Linked DNA regions of Homo sapiens: region 1 is linked to region 2. Evidence: chromatin contacts called from ENCODE Hi-C data. All regions are on one chromosome and are shown on one strand. Each heading gives the region's core, a stretch centred on a gene start or an enhancer-like site at or near the end of the contact. The rest is flanking DNA. Distances are from core to core; before and after follow the strand shown.

What was found. A loop is a pair of places that touch in the nucleus more often than their neighbours do. Pooled maps may share reads with other maps.
Region 1: a loop to region 2 is called in a map of CD8-positive, alpha-beta T cell, with 8 times the contacts of the local background. The contact joins the enhancer-like site here to the promoter of RAD21L1 in region 2. A Hi-C loop is called at or near these places in 8 of 168 maps with a recorded cell type or tissue (CD4-positive, alpha-beta T cell, CD4-positive, alpha-beta memory T cell, CD8-positive, alpha-beta T cell and 4 more), 1 of 37 single-sample maps with no recorded cell type and 10 of 50 pooled maps.

Annotation. Positions count from the first base shown.
Region 1 is chr20:1,298,776-1,302,998 of GRCh38, reverse strand. SNPH (syntaphilin) reads right to left here. Exons shown (of 7, transcript NM_001318234.2): 6 at 2,288-2,437. Among named protein-coding and RNA genes, the nearest start is that of SDCBP2-AS1, 24 kb to the left of the region's middle. Within about 2 kb of position 1,843, at least 4 of the 41 ENCODE cell types and tissues checked have a DNase peak (open chromatin) inside an H3K27ac peak, as active enhancers do; they include CD4-positive, alpha-beta T cell and CD8-positive, alpha-beta T cell, where a contact is called at or near this core.
Region 2 is chr20:1,224,648-1,228,865 of GRCh38, reverse strand. It overlaps RAD21L1 (RAD21 cohesin complex component like 1), which reads right to left and starts at 2,822. Exons shown (of 14, transcript NM_001384355.1): 1 at 2,726-2,822; 2 at 269-444. The coding sequence starts at 412. RefSeq lists a silencer at 2,561-2,610.

The DNA of each region.
Region 1 (4,223 bases), core at 594-3,093, 75 kb before region 2:
GCAGATGGTCTGCTCTAAGCCATGGGGCTGGCCCTAGAAATGAAGCTGGGAGATGGGCCATCTGCTCCCTGAGGCATTAGTGCAAAAGGCCACGCAGATCCTGGGCATCATTGGGAAGATGAGGGAAAATAAAAATAGAAATCCTCCCTCTGCCGACAATGAAGCTCGCTGAATGCTACCCGTAACCGCCTGTAGTTTAAAACCACAACAAATCCAAACCGGATTGGCTGCTTGGCAGAGCTGTGGTCAAGAACGATGTGGTCATGCATACAGCGTGATCCCATTTATATGAAATGTCCAGAATAGACAAATCCATAGAGACAGAAAAATCAGTGGTTGCCAGGGACTATGGTGGTTGGAGAGAAACTGGCGGTGATTGCTAATGGGAATGGGGTTTATTTTGAGGTGATAGAAATATTGATGAAATTAGAAATTGGCGGTGATTGCTAATGGGAATGGGGTTTATTTTGAGGTGATAGAAATATTGATGAAATTAGAAATTGGCGGTGATTGCTAATGGGAATGGGGTTTATTTTGAGGTGATAGAAATATTGATGAAATTAGAAATTGGCGGTGATTGCTAATGGGAATGGGGTTTATTTTGAGGTGATAGAAATATTGATGAAATTAGAAACTGGCGGTGATTGCTAATGGGAATGGGGTTTATTTTGAGGTGATAGAAATATTGATGAAATTAGAAATTGGCGGTGATTGCTAATGGGAATGGGGTTTATTTTGAGGTGATAGAAATATTGATGAAATTAGAAACTGGCGGTGATTGCTAATGGGAATGGGGTTTATTTTGAGGTGATAGAAATATTGATGAAATTAGAAACTGGCGGTGATTGCTAATGGGAATGGGGTTTATTTTGAGGTGATAGAAATATTGATGAAATTAGAAATTGGCGGTGATTGCTAATGGGAATGGGGTTTATTTTGAGGTGATAGAAATATTGATGAAATTAGAAATTGGCGGTGATTGCTAATGGGAATGGGGTTTATTTTGAGGTGATAGAAATATTGATGAAATTAGAAATTGGCGGTGATTGCTAATGGGAATGGGGTTTATTTTGAGGTGATAGAAATATTGATGAAATTAGAAATTGGCGGTGATTGCTAATGGGAATGGGGTTTATTTTGAGGTGATAGAAATATTGATGAAATTAGAAATTGGCGGTGATTGCTAATGGGAATGGGGTTTATTTTGAGGTGATAGAAATATTGATGAAATTAGAAATTGGCGGTGATTGCTAATGGGAATGGGGTTTATTTTGAGGTGATAGAAATATTGATGAAATTAGAAATTGGCGGTGATTGCTAATGGGAATGGGGTTTATTTTGAGGTGATAGAAATATTTATGAAATTAGATAGTGGTAATGGTTGCAAAATTCTGTGACTAAACTAACAATCATCTAATTGTACACTTTTGATAGGTGAATTATATGGTATGTAAGTTACATTGCAATAAAGCTGCTGTATTAAAAAAAAAAAAGAAAGAAAAGAAAAAAGGAGCGATCATCGTGCCTGCTCTGAGCTCCAGCCCCACACAGCACCTTGGCCAGCTCACAATAGGCTGCATGTTTGCATAGACACAGTCCCGAGAAGGATAGTTAAGACAATGGGAGATCGACGCCCTGAAGTGTAGATCACAAAGATGAAGCCACTGGGCTTGGAGGGTAGAAGCTGGGAGGGTTGGGATTAAGCACTTGAGAATGAGCTCAGACGGCCTGCGGGGGCTCCTGGGAGACACCTGGGCTGGGGAGGAGCTCAGCAAAAGGCTTCTCATCATCATCCTCCACAGCAGGAAGTAGATGGCTTCTGGGGCCTGAAGTCGAGGTTGGCCACAAGCCCTCTGGTGACTCACTCAGGAGGAAGCGAGGAAGGATAAAGAGTTGTTTCTCCCCCAAAAGAGGCAAGTAAGTCAGAAAGAAGCCCTGTGCTCCAACTCCTGGAAGATGGGAGCCAGAGGAAAAGAAGCAGCCAAAGGAGCTGCCAGGCTGAAGCTGGGAAAGGACAGCACAGGCAGGAGGCCCCACAGGACAGGCCCTCATGGGAAACTGCTCCCGCCTGGCCCCCAACAGCCTCGTGGAGCAGTCAAGGTGAGTAGCTGCTGGGGATGAGGGTCTGCAAGTGGGCTCAAATGAGGCTTTGCTGGGAAGGAGAGAGCAGACGGATGCTGGGAGACCCCCAGCCACTCCTCCCTCCAAGAGGCACCCCAGAGCCCTGGTTTCCCTGAGTGTGGAGCTGGTGGGGTACCCCCAGGGCTGCTCGTGGCCACCCGCTCACCGGTCCTGGAGCCGGTCCTGTGTGTCCTTCAGCCGGGCTTTCAGGTGCCGGATGCACACCTCCTTCTGCTGCAGGGGGGTCAGGTACTGCTCCGGGGTCGGGGGCTTGATGCCATGGTTGTCACTGCACAGCGTGTATTTCATGGAGCGCCTGCAAGGGGACGCCCATCATCAGGGAGGGAGGAAGAGGTCAGGCAAGGCACAGGTGCTTTACCTCTGGGGAGCAAGGGGACACCAGCCTCACCATCCCTGGCCACCAGATGCTCCAAGCCAGGCCTCCCACACAAGGCAGGAGAACCCCCAGCCTTCTGGAAGGTGGGTTTTAGTAGAGTTCCTCTAAGTGAAGACCATCATGTCAGGAAGCGGGCTTCAGGGCTCCTCTAGTTAGGGCTGGGTGGGGAGATATATCCCAGAGCATATGTGTAAACCTGGAACCAGGCCAAGCACTTGACCAACGCCATCAATCCTTATAGCAGCCCTGAAGTAGGGACTGTCTTCATCTTTTAGAGGGGCCGCTGGCCTCAGAGAGGTTAGCTCTTGCCCCGAGCCCCTCAGACAATCCCGGTAGTGTGCCCCAGAACCCAGGTACCTCGTCTTCCAACCTGGAGAATGAGTTTGAAGGCTGGAAACTGAGGTGTAAGTGGCAGATGCTGGGTCTGCATGGCAGACAAGGACTCACCCCCACACAGCAGGATACATCTCCCAGGTGGAGGCAGAAGCTCTCCTCTCTAGAGCTGAGACCCCTCACAGCCTGGGGACAGGGAGGGCAGACACGCGCAGGCACAGCTGTCTCCATATACGCCCTGGCACTCTCACTCCTCACCCCCACTGCGTACACGTGGGTGAGCACTACATGCACGCACACTTCCTGGGATGTCAATTCCCAGTCCATTCACACCTGCATGCCCACATACATGGAGACACACTTGTGCCTCGCAGGTACTCACACATACTAGGGCACCAGCCCAGGCACATGTTCACACTTTCACCTCCGGGGGCACATGGGAGCACACACGTGAACACCTGCCGGCTCTGGGCAGGGACCTGTCCACTGCAGTACTCTGGGGTGGCAGCAGGCTGGAAGTGCACTGCTCCCAGCACAGGGCGGCACTGACATGGTGCCCTACCAGGGCAAAGGAGAAGGAATTTCCACCCAGAGGGCAGTCAGGTGCCAGTGGAGGAGGGAGGGCCAGGCTTTCACGGGGAAGGAGAATGCCCCAATTCCACAACAGACTATGGCCCAGCCAGCTCTATTCTCAGTGTCCTGGCTGCTGGTTGTTTTGCTCAAACAGAAACCTTGGATCTTGGCTTAAAACCTGGGCATGTATCTCGCGACTAGAGACTCAGGCCTTGTTGCCATCCAACTCTGCTCCTTGAGGGGAGAGTGACTGGCAGGTCTAGGGAGGGGCAATGTCCCTTTATGAGCCTGGAAAAGGCAGGCCCTGGTGAGGCCCATTTGCTGAAGCAGCCGAGCTGGAGGCAATTTTAAAAGTTCCATGGAAGCTGTATGGTGTTTACCGAGGAAAAAGTACTTGTAAGTCGTAAACTGTCAAAGAGAAAGTGGTGATAGAAGTGGAATGAGAAGTGGTTTTCTTCTATGTACTCACGTCATGGCCCCTAGGTCAACTCAAGCCAAGTCACGCAGGTCTCCTCTCTGCTTGGCAAGGGGCGGAGGAGTCACCCCTTGGCAAGGGGTGGTAGGAGTGGGGGACCCAAGGTTAGCTAAACTAGTAAGGATTGAGGATTAGAGAGGAAGTAACTATTTTACATTCTTTTCATTTTGCTTTCATGAATATTTTCCCCGATATAAAATTTAACACGTGTACATTTTTAGTCACTAGCTCTTTGTAAAAAAAAAAATATGTATACACACACACACACACACACACACACACACACACACACACAAATTAGAAAAAAAATACGCTGTGACGCAT
Region 2 (4,218 bases), core at 1,573-4,072:
AGTGAATAAGAAAGGAATATGAATACGCATAAAATATGGCCTTTGTCCCTTAGGGTCCAATCTATCTATGATAGACATATGAAAAAGTTAATTACCAACAGAAACCAATAGGTTTGTTATAACACTAAATGCTATAGGAATTAAAGGAAAGACCATTTGACAAGTAAAACTTCCTTGAAAATGTATTTCATGATATAAGTGTATCTTAATGTCTTTCCTCCTCCAAAGTCATGATAAATACAAGCTATCATTTTAATCAGTAACATACCTTGGGTGAAAGAATTTTTTCAATGGTTATCTCTAGATTACATTCAAATACATGGGCCTTTGTGAGTTTCTTCTCCCAGTGAGCTGCAAGCCATATTTTGGCCAATGGCCCTCGTTTACTCATAAGCACATGTGTGTAGAACATGTTGCCTGTGTTCCTTACTTGTATTTAACAAACTAGAGAGAACACGAAAAGAAATTTAAAATTTTATTACAAAAACTTTTTATTGCTATAAGAAAAATATGTATTAATTCTACAAAATAACATTCAGATTATGTTCTAATTCAATTATTCAATACAATTTATTCTCTTGTAAATAAGAGAAACTTATTTAGAATATAAAATTATAACCTAATGACAAAGCTCTAGTAAATTGTGAACTACACCTCTACACCGGGCTTAAATGCATCCTGATTAATGATTTCTTCATACATGTCACTTATTTTATCCAAAAAAGGATTTGAGTTCTCTTCTTACTAACATGGTCAAATAAAGGAGGAAGGCTGAAAATATAAGATATGGAAATAAGAAACAAGAATAGGAAAAGGTAGACAAAACCAAGAAAAGCTAATACAGGGCACCTCTTTTCTAAAACTTAATAATTTAAGAAGGATTGGATTATTGATTTATACGCAGGTGTTGAATTTCATTGCCCTCTTCAAGATACTCTGGTTTATTCAACAATATTTTAATTTTTGAAGTTAAAATCACGGGACTCCAAAAAGTGGAGTGGAGTGGAGTTTCCATTCCATAAAGTGGAAAAATGAAGAAAACAAGAAACTATAAGAAAATAATTAGAAGGCAAGGGAAGAAACACGAATCAAATTTAAATGTTTTGAAATAAGAACGATAAAAGAAAACCTTCACTTAAAACAAAGAGAAGGAATTAATGCACATTTTTACAAACTGTACTATTCTTGGTAACACCATAGGGCTCTATCACTAAGCTAAAGATGAGAAGGGATGTTATAGCACTTTGGTTGACTTCTAGGGAAGAATCAAATTATTGCTTACATATAAGTAATCTTACACTGCCACTATGGAAGCTTCTTTTTGCTTCTTTTCTACTTAAGATACTGATAAAAGAGAAAACTGAGCCAAGACGAACACAAAGTCGGCGAAAGAATTAAAAACTTAGGTAAACTTCCATCAGTGTCTATTTGTACCGCAAGAATTCAATCATTATGCCCCAACTAAAGGTGACGCAATCCGCCAAACCATGTTCCCCTACGGGGCAGCTGGAGATTTTAATGCATATGGCTTGTACCTTGCGCTGGTTCCACTACTTTCCTTTTTAGTCTGTGTGTTTCGCTCTCTCGGAATAAATTCCTATTTATCTTTTTAAATGGCTCCCAGTGGTGTGAGGTACTTTTAAAATGTACTTTTTGGCCTGGCGCAGTGGCTCACGCCTGTAATCCCAGCACTGTGGGAGGCTGAGGCGGGCGGATCACTTTGATGCCAGGAACTGGAGACCAGCCTGGCCAACATGGTGAAACCCCGTCTCTACTAAAAGTACAAAAAGTAGCCAGGCACGGTGGCGGGCGTCTGTAATCCCAGCTACTTGGGAGGCTGAGGCAGGAGAATCGCTCGAACCCGGGAGACGGAGGCTGCAATGAGCCGCGATCGCCCTACTGCACTCCAGCCTGGGCGACAGAGGGCGACTCCGTCTCAAAAAAATCAAATGTACTTTTTAAGTGATGGACTTCTTAAAAGAGAAAACAAACAAAGAAAAAACCCAAACCCTGAGATTTGCTATTCCTGAGACATTGATTTTCCCGAGCACATATTACCTAACCTTTTTCCCCTCCCCACAAAATACGCACACAAACTCCCCCCGCACCCTCCCGCCCCACGTCCCGGAGGCTTTTTCAGTCTCCAGATTGAACTGACTTCGTGCAACGTGAAGCCACCGGGATGGGGCCACTCCGTGGAAACCGGCCCGCAAAGGGCAGGGTGGCGGCGGTGGCGGGGAGGGAGCGAAGGGAGGGAGGAAGGGGTCGGAAGGGGACCGGGCGGGGACCCTGGGAGAGGGGCGTGGGGAGAGAGGGCTGAGCCGGGCAGGGCGAGACCCTTCCGGGCGTGAGGGAGGGGAAAGCAAAGTGCAGGGGCTGGGAAGAGCTGACGGCCACGCTCAGGGGCAGGGGGACGCCAAAGGCTCCTCCACAGACGACTCCTCAGAGTTCCGGGCCGGGTGCTCACAGAGGGAAACTGAGGCCACAGCGCCCATTTTCTTCCGCGTGCGGGCGAGGAGACCCCGGGTCGCGCCTCCAGCCCCAGCTGGGCTGCGGGCGACGACCTTTCTTCCTCAGGCGGGACCCTCCGGGCTTGGCGCCGCGAGCTAACACGGCGTGAGGCGCCGGCGCCGGGTGCGTGTGGGAATGTGGGTGGCGGCGGCCCCCATCTCCCAGCCCGCCTACAGCACTCGGGGTCCGGCCGGCCTCTCAGGCTGCGCCCTACTTTCAAAGCCTCGTCTGAGGTGTGGCGTGCCAGAGCAGGGGCTGCGAGGAGTCGCCAAGTCAGCTTGGCCGGGTTCTTGGCGCCGCTGGGCGTCTGCAATGCGCGGCAGGCGCGGGGCGGGGAGGGGCGGGGCGTGGAGAAGGCGGGGCAGTGGGCGAGGGCGGGGCGTGCAGGGGACGGGGCGGAGCAGTGGGCGAGGGGCGGGGCGTGCAGGGGACGGGGCGGGGCAGTGGGCGAGGGCGGGGCGTGCAGGGGACGGGGCGGGGCGTGCAGGAGACGGGGCGGGGCAGTGGGCGATGGACGGGACTGACAGGGGATGGGGCGGGGCAGTGGGCGAGGGGCGGGGCGTGCAGGGGATGGAGAGGGACGGGCAGGACATGGGGAGGGGCGTGGAGGGGTATGGACGGGCGGGGCGGGGCAGTGGCTGAGGGACCGGGGGCAGGGGGCGGGGAAGGGCGGGCCAGCGACCGAGGGACTGGGCGCGGCGGCGGCGGCGGCGGCTGGGGGTACGGACAGAGTAGGGCAGTGCGCTAGAGTGGAGAGGACCGGGACTGAGAGGGACGAGGGCGCAGGGCGTTGGTGGGGACAGTGGACGGGGCAGGAGGGATAGAGTCAGACAGTGAGCAAGGCGCACCGGTCCTAGTGCGCAGTCTCCGGCTTTGTCCTGGCGCTCGGACCTGAGACACCTGAGCAGGGGCATGACAGGGATGGGGCCTGGGCCCCATAGTCCTGTTGTGAAAGGTGATCTTTCTGGCTGATCTCTGAACATCCCTATGATGCAGTCCAGTCTCTTCTCTTCCACTTATAGCTGGAGGTCACTGGAGAAATTCTTTAATCCCTTGAACCTCAGATTTTCTCATCTGTAAAGTGAAAATAATAAAAGTACTCGCGCCGTAGGATATTGTAAGAAATAAATAAAATGAACCATGAAAAGAGCCAAGCAATAATAAGTGCTCTACAAATATTAGCTATTATTATTATTGTTATTATTAAAAAGATTATTCACATTGACCTGCCCTTTGGGGACAGCAAATATTTTCCAGCCTGGAATATCACAGTTCTCAGTAGTCAAGGCCAAGTGCTAGAACCTGAGAAAAATCCTGCAAGAGCATCAGGATGCAAGGCTGGTTTCCTCTCTTGAGTTTGATAGTAAATACTAATAAATCTTGGAGCGGCAATGGCATCCAATATAAGGTTATTGATAAGGTTCAGGCTCCTGGCTGGGCATTTTCATGGGTTGTCTCATTGACTCTTCAAACAATCTCACAAAAGTAGTTACTGGTTTTCCCCTTTTGAATAAGGAAAGGGCTGGAGAAAAAATAGCAACCTGTCTAGGGTCACGTGGTTGGGAATTGTAGAGACAGGATTCAAATTGAATTCAAATTGAAGTTTAGCTCCCAATTTCCGACCTCAGGAAATGATGTCACGGCAACCATTCAAGAGGATGTCTGGGAGACACCCTTGGTGCCACCCTCATGTCTACTTCAATGCCA